Linked DNA regions of Homo sapiens: region 1 is linked to region 2. The links are chromatin contacts, found by Hi-C in ENCODE. All regions are on one chromosome and are shown on one strand. The core of a region is the stretch at or near the end of the contact, and the rest is flanking DNA. Distances in the headings are between cores, read along the strand shown. Region 1 overlaps PTPN2 (protein tyrosine phosphatase non-receptor type 2). Region 2 holds the start of LINC01882 (long intergenic non-protein coding RNA 1882).

What was found. A loop is a pair of places that touch in the nucleus more often than their neighbours do. Pooled maps may share reads with other maps.
Region 1: a map of transverse colon shows a loop between it and region 2 (2.2-fold over the local background). The contact joins the enhancer-like site here to the promoter of LINC01882 in region 2. A Hi-C loop is called at or near these places in 6 of 168 maps with a recorded cell type or tissue (GM12878, MCF 10A, ascending aorta and 3 more) and 2 of 50 pooled maps.

What each region holds. Positions count from the first base shown.
Region 1 is chr18:12,808,965-12,813,648 of GRCh38, reverse strand. All of the region lies in intron 7 of PTPN2 (protein tyrosine phosphatase non-receptor type 2), which reads left to right. Among named protein-coding and RNA genes, the nearest start is that of LINC01882, 62 kb to the right of the region's middle. Within about 2 kb of position 1,913, at least 3 of the 41 ENCODE cell types and tissues checked have a DNase peak (open chromatin) inside an H3K27ac peak, as active enhancers do.
Region 2 is chr18:12,748,165-12,753,059 of GRCh38, reverse strand. It overlaps LINC01882 (long intergenic non-protein coding RNA 1882), which reads left to right and starts at 3,638. Exons shown (of 2, transcript NR_110763.1): 1 at 3,638-3,766. RefSeq lists an enhancer at 2,581-2,700.

The DNA.
Region 1 (4,684 bases), core at 664-3,163, 62 kb before region 2:
TTGTCTGGTTTAATCACATAGTATTGGACATAAGCAGATACTGTAAGTTGATGCATAATATAAGAAGATCGACTGTCTTTTCATTATGTTTCTCATGTGTGAACATATTTACTAGCACTTTCATTTCTCTGATTACTAGCCAATATAAGAATGTAAATTAGATCGGACCATTGGTGTCAGAATAAAGGTTTATTTAAAAAGATTTTTTCCAAATCTTTAAATAGCATTAAAATATTCTTAATGCACAGAAACATTAGGGCACTCAGAGCCAAAATACGCAATGTTTGGGAAACTCAGCCCATTAGAACATGTCCTGCTTCAGACGCCAGACTTTGGGAACACTGGATTTGCCAGGGTCACTTTGGCAGTGATCAGTGATTTAGGTGAAGTAAAAGTTATTTCAGATGTTTAAGATTAGGAAAATTTCCCTTTCTAATCACAGTGAGCTTTCACCAACTTAAATCTGGAGTTCAAAAAGAAAAGTAGTTCAATCAGATTTCCCCATGCCTTCACAGCCTGCATGCCGCCTTCCCTGCCTGCTTCCTGGCTGTGATGAGACGGGTAACTGGGAGGGAAATGTATTGTCCTTTGGATTGTGTCTTTCCTACCACTGCTTTTTTTTTTTTTAAGTTTTGTGTCTTTAGTTTTAGAATACATACTTTATCTGAGGGTGGATCTTTTTTTATCACAGAGATGAGTTTTTCTGGACACACTTTTTTGTGGAGTCTTTGACAGTGCAGTTTGTGGCTAGGAAGGATTTTTTTTCTGTTAATTTATCTGGTGTGATATTGTCCTCAGGCTCTCAATTCTAAGGCATTTTCTGCCCCTATTCCAGATAGGATATTGGAAACATCTTTATCCTTCAGGTACTCAGGATCAGAAAAGCATGCTGCCCATTCCAAGGGGTTAATTTCTGCAGAAATGGTCTTGGCATTCTGAGAATCTTTTTTAATTGGTGCATTTAGACCATCGGCATATGAAGTGATTACTGATAAAGTTGGATTAATAAATACATACCACACATGCTACTGGTTTTTTTTTCTTTTTTTGAGACGCAGTTTTGCTCTTGTTGCCCAGACTGGAGTGCAATGGCACAATCTCGGTTCACTGCAGCCTCTGCCTCCCAGGTTCAAGTGGTTCTCCCCACTCAGCCTTCCGAGTAGTTGGGATTACAGGTGCCTGCCACCACTCCTGGCTAATTTTGCATTTTTAGTAGAGATGGGGTTTCACAGTGTTGACCAGGCTGGTCTCGAACTCCTGACCTCAAGTGATCGCCCACCTCGGCGTCCCAAAGTGCTGAGATTACAGGCGTGAGCCACCGCACCCAGCCCAAAGTGATTGTATCTTAAGTCTGTAAATATGTGTAATTATAATCTTAAAGCATGTATTCATTTACAGAAAACTTCCAATGACTTTGACATTCCTATAGACATATAGGCTATTTGCAATTGCCTTTCAGCACAAGGTCAGGCATAAATACTTAAGCTGGTTGCTGGTATTACCACATATTTATTAGCATATTCCCAGTATTGATGATGACAGTTAACCCCCCAGAGTAAATATCTAGTTTGGCAATTCAGAACTAATGTTGTAAGATCTCTAGCTGGTAATTTGATATTACTAATAAAGTATTAAATGTAAATGATAAACTTTTAACAAATTACAGAGGATTTGAAGTTTAATTGCATTGCTTAAAGCTTTCTTCAGTGAGAGAAATGGGTAGAGCTAGGGTTCTAGGCATTGTGTGGGGGGCATGGCTCCTAGTGGCAGTGACTCATGGGTTGGTGCAACGTGAGCACAGAATTAGAAAGAAAGATGAAACAGTACCAGGCCTCAAAATGAGAGCTCCTTTGAGGTTATAGTTTAGTGAAATGTAATTCCTTGGCTTCACCAGTCAGCATTAATGACCTGAGGCAGGTGACTCAGGAGTGCTGGCTCCCTTGTGTGTCACAGGGAGGACAGAGACGAGTGAGTTTGCTGAACCTATATAGGCATGAGTGAGTTTGCTGAACATAGGCACGAGTGAGTCTGCTGATCATAGCCATGAATGAGTCTGTCGAACATAGCCATGAGTGAGTTTGCTGAACATAGCCATGGCAAAATGACATTGTTGGGTTTGTGGGGTTTTTTTAATTCACTAGCATTAAATATCTCTTTTATTTCTCTCTCTGCCGAGTGCTTTCCTTGTTGACGTATTCTGAATTTGTTGCATATTCTGGGAAGTGGTCCAGTGAGACTTGATTTTTGGTGTCATCTTATTTGTTGACATTGTTGAGTGTTGTCCAGCTATAAGGCCAAGTTACATAACTAGGTCTCAGTCAAGAGTGGAAACTTCAAAAATTGACCAGTGTAAATTCTGGAGACAATTTAACATTTTTGTGGGGTACTTTGTTGAACACACATCTTTATAAGGGGTCACAGCATAGTCAACCCAGACTTGCCTAGGTTAAAATTCTGTCTCTACTATTTGTTAGGTGCATATCCTTGGGCGAGTTACCTAATTATTCTCCCCACATCTTCCGTAAAAAGGGTGTAATAATGGTAATATTAGTATTAGTGCTTATCTCCTAAGGTTATTGTGAGGATTAAGAGCTAGCACATTTGAAGTGTTAGAATATGGCATGGAGAGTAGCAAGTACTCCATGTCTTCACTATAAAAGATTTGGATTGAGTAACAAAACAAACAAGGGAACAAAGAAAATAGACAGTCATCTAAGTGAAGACATCCTTAATTACTCCTGTGTTCCATTATATTGTAGTTTCTTGATTGTTGGCACAGTATTCTTTCGGGGACATGGTTTGCGCCCTCTTAGGGCTCAGGATTTTCAGTTCTACCCCACTACTCATGAAGTCCAGAGACCTCTTTCCCGGAGGTCTATTTCCTTTCCAGCCTCATCTCTCCTACTCAAGCTTTGCGTGTTTTCCATCCTCTAGACAAATTGTACCAAACTGTACTACTAACTGTTCTCCAAACACAACAAACTGTAGAATTTCACATTTTCTAAATCTTCTGTAAATCAACTATTATAAAACAAAAAAGCCAGCCGTGGTAGTTCTCTCCTATAGTCCCAGCTACTCAGGAATCTGAGACAGGAGGACTGCTTGAGCCCAGGAGTTTGAGGCTACAGTGAGCTGTGATCACACCATTGCATTCTGGCCTGGGCAACAGAGTAAGACCCCATCTCTAAAAAAATTAAAAACATAAAAAGAGGTACATTGATTATGCAGCTAAGTAAAATAGCCATATCTGGGAACGGTGAAGTGTGGAAAATGCTTTTTTTTTTGAAACAGAGTTTCACTGTTGTTGCCCAGGCTGGATTGCAGTGGCGTGATCTCGGCTCACTGCAACCTCCGCCTCCCAGATTCATGCAATTCTCCTGCCTCAGCCTCCCAAGTAGCTGGGATTACAGGCTTGCACCACCATGCCTGGCTAATTTTGTATTTTTAGTAGAGACAGGGTTTCTCCATGACACCGAGTCTCATCTTTCACCCAGGCTAGAGTACAGTGGCACAATCTCAGCTCACTACAACCTCGGCCTCCCGGGTTCAAGCAATTCTTCTACCTCAGCCTCCCAAGTAACTGGGATTACAGGCATGTGCCACCACACCCAGCTAATTTTTGTATTTTTGGTAGAGATGGGGTTTCACCATGTTGCCCAGGCTGGTCTCAAACTCCTGACCTCAAGTGATCTGCCCACCTCAGCCTCCCAAAGTGCTGAGATTACAGGCATGAGCCACTGTGCCAGGCGTGCCTTTTTCTTTTTAATACCTCTGGTACATGATGACAATGAGACAAATTAGAAACTAGTTTATCCATTGTATGAATGGATTTCCCAGAGATTTTTTAAAGATCTGAATACAAGCATTGCTTTTAACAGTACCATATTGCACAAGAGTAACTCCAGGGAATGAATATTCCATAAGTTCTAAAAAACTTTAAGTTGCAATGTTACATCTCTGTCCAAAATCATTAGACTCCTCGGGCAATAAGTAGAGTATTCCTTATTTATTAGATCCAAGACTCCTTGCGTCCTTGATAGGATCTTCAAAGAAGGCCATCCCTGTCCATACCAAGTCATTTGGGCCAGTGTCAGTCATAGGTAATCAAAACCATTGGCTCCCACTGCTTCTGCCTCTACCACTTGCCACTGGCAGATACATAGATGGGGATCATGTTTCATCCTTTCAAGGACTTGAGAGACTATAGTCCCAGTGCATAGGTTATATATGCGTTTTTCTTCTCTGGCATGTACAATTGTCACTGCTTTCATCTGCAGGGGCCCAGATACACTCTTCTTCCTCTACCTTTGTCCCTAGGAATGGTGACAAGTGAGAGCACAGGAAACATATTTTCTAGACATGATGCTGGGCGCTTCACATGCCATCTCATTAATCACAACTGTCTCCCAGGGTAGATGATGACATCCTCTTTCATAGAAGAAACTGAAATTTGTCTTCATCTTGGTCCGAATCCTGGTTTGTGTTGCCATCTACTCCTGAAGGCCATGCTAGAGGCATGCTGGAGGGTGTTTCTCTAGCCCAGTGGTGGGCTAGCCAGCTGCCTGGAGCTGCTAGCGTACCTGATAGACACAACCAAATTAAAGTCCTTTAGCATCACAAGGACCAGCTTGGAGATCTCACCGTTAGTTCTCCCCTAGACTGAACAGTGGCAAGGAGCAAGAAG
Region 2 (4,895 bases), core at 2,389-4,888:
CCCCTGTGTTTCCCACATGTTAGAATTTAGATCTAAAATCTTTCTTAGACTCAGGTTAACCCCGTATGGCCAGTCTTCAGGAGTGATGCTGTCAACTGCCCATGGCATTCTATTCAATGCACATTATTCCTGGTTGTCCAAGATTGACAACGTTAAAGCACTCATGTAGGGCCACGGGAGCTGATCTCTCCATTGTAAACACATGGCTTTTAAGTTATGACTGAGTTATTTTATTTTCAGAGCTCAAGATTGCTCTAAATATTTACATTAATGAGCTGAGAAAAATCAGGACAACTTGCAGAGTACCCTGAAACAAATGGTCATGTTGGAGACACAGCTAGATATTCAGGCTCAGAAAAATTTATCATTTAAAAATGATGGCCAGGTGCAGTGGCTTATGCCTGTAATCCCAACACTTTGGGAGGCCGAGGTGGGCAGATCACGAGGTCAGGAGATCAAGACCATCCTGGCTAACAGTGAAACTCCGTCTCTACTAAAAATACAAAAAATTAGCCAGGTGTGGTGGCAGGCGCGTGTAGTCCCAGCTACTCGGGAGGCTGAGGCAGGAGAATGGCGTGAACCCGGGAGGCGGAGCTTGCAGTGAGCCGAGATCGCGCCACTGCACTCCAGCCTGGGTGATAGAGTGAGATTCCATCTCAAAAAAAAAAAAAAAAAAAAATACAGTTTTAAAAAGTAACGTGTTTTTTTCCCTTGCCTTTCTGATGATAGATGTATCAGTTAGGATGCTCTTGGTTGTGAGTCACAGACAACTTGATATAAATCTAGTTAAATCATAAGAAAGACTCCAGAAGTAGGGCAGGCTCCAAGGTGAGTATAACCCAGCCCCAGGGCTGACACGGGGACCTCGATTTGCTCTGTCTCCAACTCCATCCTCAGCAGCCTGGACGCACCCTGAGGCCCAAGCCTGCTGAGGTCACCAGATGGCCAGTGTCACATGCATCCTCATGTCAGCCAGCAGGAAGGAGCAGTCCTAGGAGAGATGGGATGCCTTCAACTGGAAGCAGATATTAAAAGCAGAACCTCTCTTGGCAGCATGTAGAGCTGGGCCTTCATGGCGGGCCTCCAGTGTTTCTGCCTTCCTGGCATCATAGCTGCAGCTTCCTGGTACAGTTCTTTATTCTCCTCATACACCCCCAGCATATGCATTTTGGGTGAGCTGGTGTCCTCTGATCCCCGTCTGTCAGGTGCATTATGTGACCAATTCCAGATGTGGTTGTTAGTTTAGGATATTGCCTGAGTTCCCGAGTTTTTTCAGGTACCTTGGAGAAGGGGAGCATTTGCCCCAGATGTGAGGCTGGGAAGGTGTCAGCCTGGTGTTGCTGGGATCCGCCCAGTGGAGACAGCCCGGAACTGTGTCCAGTCCCAATGAGGGGAGCACTAACCACTGGAGAGGGTCCAGGTCCTGAGGACATCATTAGAGCCCCCCGATCCAGTTGTGTCTGAAGCTAAATTGCATCCCTGTAGTGTTATTGGTCAATTTTTTGTGTGTTATCTTAAGTCATTTGGACATCAACTGTCATTTGCAACCAAGGAGTTAACTGACTATATACAATACTATACCATGCTATACTATACGTACACACGTGTGCACGCATGCACACACACAGGCACACAGTTACAGTGCAGCACACAGAAGTGTGATGGTAGCTTCTGGAGTTTGGAGTCAGCCATGCTTCACCCATGCATGTTGCGTGTATTCACCCCCAGGCTGAAGACCCCTCTGTGTGCACTTGCTGGTGGTCTCTGGCTGCTGGTGCTGGAGCAGTGCGGGTGAATCCCGGTCTGCGCTCCGGGGACACAGCCTTGTCCACATGCTCCTGAGTGGTGGGCCAAGCACATTCTCTCAGGGCAGAGCAAGGGCGCCGTCCTGGGCTTTGCTTCTTCCAGCGCAAGCTGCTGCAAGGTTGGCGAACCATTTTCAGTTATTTGTCCTAATCAGGCACACATGGCACTGGCACATCTGGGTGAGTGTGGGCTCTCATTCTCTTCTCCACCCACCTACCAGTGCAGGCAGCAAGAAGCACCGCCGAGGTGGGAGGCCCAAGGCCAGCACTGGCTGGGAAGGAGGATGAAGGACCCAAGTGGAGACAGAGGGAGAATCCCTGGGAGCAGCCTTAGGGGCCCAGGTCTCTGTCCCATGCCTCACGTGACACCTCCTCCACCTGGTGCCAAGTCTAAGTCCTTTATCGTGAGACCTTTCCCTGAGCTCCCAAGCCTAAGGTTTCGTGTTTTACTCCCAATTCCCAGCTCCAGATTCTCCTGAACTAAGCCATAACTCTATTTACATCCACTGTTGGTATCACGTGTTTTCCTGAGACTTAGAAGGTAAAGAAGATGGAAGGTTTCAGGGAACCAGAGTATGACAGGCAGATGTGGACACTGCAGCCACCAAGGGCGACTTTGTCTCTTCACGATTTCGCTTGGGCATGGCCTTGAATGTGGGTTAAACTGACAAAGTCTCAAGGATTTCATGTGTCGTCTGCAGAAGCTTCAGCTGTGCCTGACTCAGGGTATCGGAATGATGGCGGCACTGCTCTGTTGACCTTGGCATCTGACCTCATTCTTTGTCCTCTTGGCTCCAGCAGGCTTCCAAATGATCATTTTTAACTTTTTTTTTTTTAAACAGCCTTGTCGGTTGGTGCTTTGGTTGTATTCAGCTTTTGTGTTCAAGTTCAGAGCAGTTTCAAGTGAGTAGCGTTCACAACAGATGGCCCCTGTGGCTGCCCTCCCTCGAGCAAACCCCCGGGTTCCCAGAGCAGGCTGTTGACTCTGCCAAGACACCTGTGCCTTTTGCGGTTTCTTCTCTGTGGCATTTGAGGGTGCAGTCACTGAAAAAGCAACCCCCGGGGGAAAGGTTCTTAAACATGTCTGTTCACATTCACTGCCTCTTGGAAAAGAAGAGCTTCTCTGGATCTCCACTGTCTTCACCACATTCCGAGTCCTTGCCACGGCCTTGGGATGGCTGTGCAAAGTCACGAGCTTGTCTGACAGCCAGCGATGCTGTTTATCATGATAGAGATTTGAGTGAGGCTGGGCGCGGTGTCTCACACCTGTAATCCCAGCACTTTGGGAGGCCGAGACAGGTGGATCACTTGAGGCCAGGAGTTCGAGACCAGCCTGGCCAACATGGCGAAACCCTATCTCTACTGAAAATACAAAAAATTAGCCAGACGTGATAGTGGGCGCCTGTAATCCCAGCTACTTGGGAGGCCGAGGCAGGACAATCACCTGAACCCGGGAGGTGGAGGCTGTAGTGAGCCGAGATAACACCAATGCACTCCAGTCTAGGTGACAGAGCGCAACTCTGTCTCAAAAAAACAAAAACAAAAACCCCAAAAACCAAAAAACAAAAAACTGATGTCTGGTAGATAGAATGACAAAATAAGCATTAATTTTTACTTGTTTATCTCTTCTAAGAGCAGGGGACGAGGTCTGGTAGATCTATTTAGAAGCTGTGTATGAGTGTGTCTACTTAATGGGTTCTCTTCCATTTCATCAACAAAAGAACTTTTTCTGAGAGCCTATCGTGTCCATGGAGAGCAGCTGAGGTAAATCCTGGAGGTGACTGTCCCCCTAGGAGATGATGTGGATGGGGAAATAGTTCATACGCAGCTCAGCGACCTTGAAGCGGCATCCGAGGAGATGTGGCCACGGGGCAGGCGACCGACACCAGCGAGTCCAGAGGGCCAGCGTGTGCACCACTGTGTGTCTCCAGAGACTTCAGGAAGCAGCCACCACGCCCGAGGTGAGAGTGATTCCAAGAGTGCAGAAACGGGAGCAAGGGCTGGGGCTGGAAGGGAGGGTGGAAGACAGGAGAACCAGGCCTGAGGGGAGTTTAGGCAAACAGCTGATCCCAGTGGAGCTTGGAGGGGAGGCTGGGTGCAGACCCAAAGGCTGAGGGACAAACTAAAGGAAGCATCAGAGATCGCTGAGCAAGAAAGTGACCAAAAAAAGAAAAACAAGCTGACACTGGTGACTATCCCAAACTAATCTGCTTTTTCCAGGTTACTTTTCAACACGGTATGCAGAGTACCTTTTTTTGATAAACAAATATTATATGTATTTATGGTGCATAACATTATGTTTTAAAATATGTATTCATTGTTGAATTATGAAATCAAGCTAATAACATTGCAGCCTCACATACTTACCATTTTTGTGTGGTGAGAACCCTTCAACACTACTCTTAGCAATTTTCTTGTTTGTTTTTTTTGGGGTTTTGTTTTTTGAGACAGAGTCTCACTCTTGTCGCCCAGGCTGGAGTACAGTGGCGTGTTCTTGGTTCACTGCAACCTCCGCCTCTTGGGTTCAAGCGATTCTCCTGCCTCAGCCTCCCCTGTAGTTGGCATTACAGGCACCCCTCACCATGCCTGGCTAATTTTTCTCTATTTTTAGTAGAGACAGGGTTTCACCATGTTGGCCAGGCTAGTCTCAAACTCCTGACCTCAGGTGATCCGCCCGCCTCGGCCTCCCAAAGTGCTGGGATTGCAGGCGTAAGCCACCACACCCGACCTACTCTTAGCAATTTTCAATTATACTATCCGCTGTTATTAGCTACAGTCACCAGAGCACACTTTCCCCATGCTTGTTTATCACCTGTCTAAAATGTAAGCTCCTCAAGAGGGCAGGGGTCTGCAGTGCCTAGAACCATGTCTGTCACGTAGTAGGTGCTCAGTCAATATGTGCTGAATAATTATTATCTTCAAATTTCTCTCAAGACCAAAATATGTTTAAAATGCCAAATACTGTAAAGAGAGATATTGAAAAGTAAGAGTTTCTCTCTGTTGAAACTCATCTGCCTGAATTTATCTATTTTTCTAAAAGTCCTGACAGTGAGAAGGATGGTCTGGTTGGGGAGATCCCGGCCACAGCTG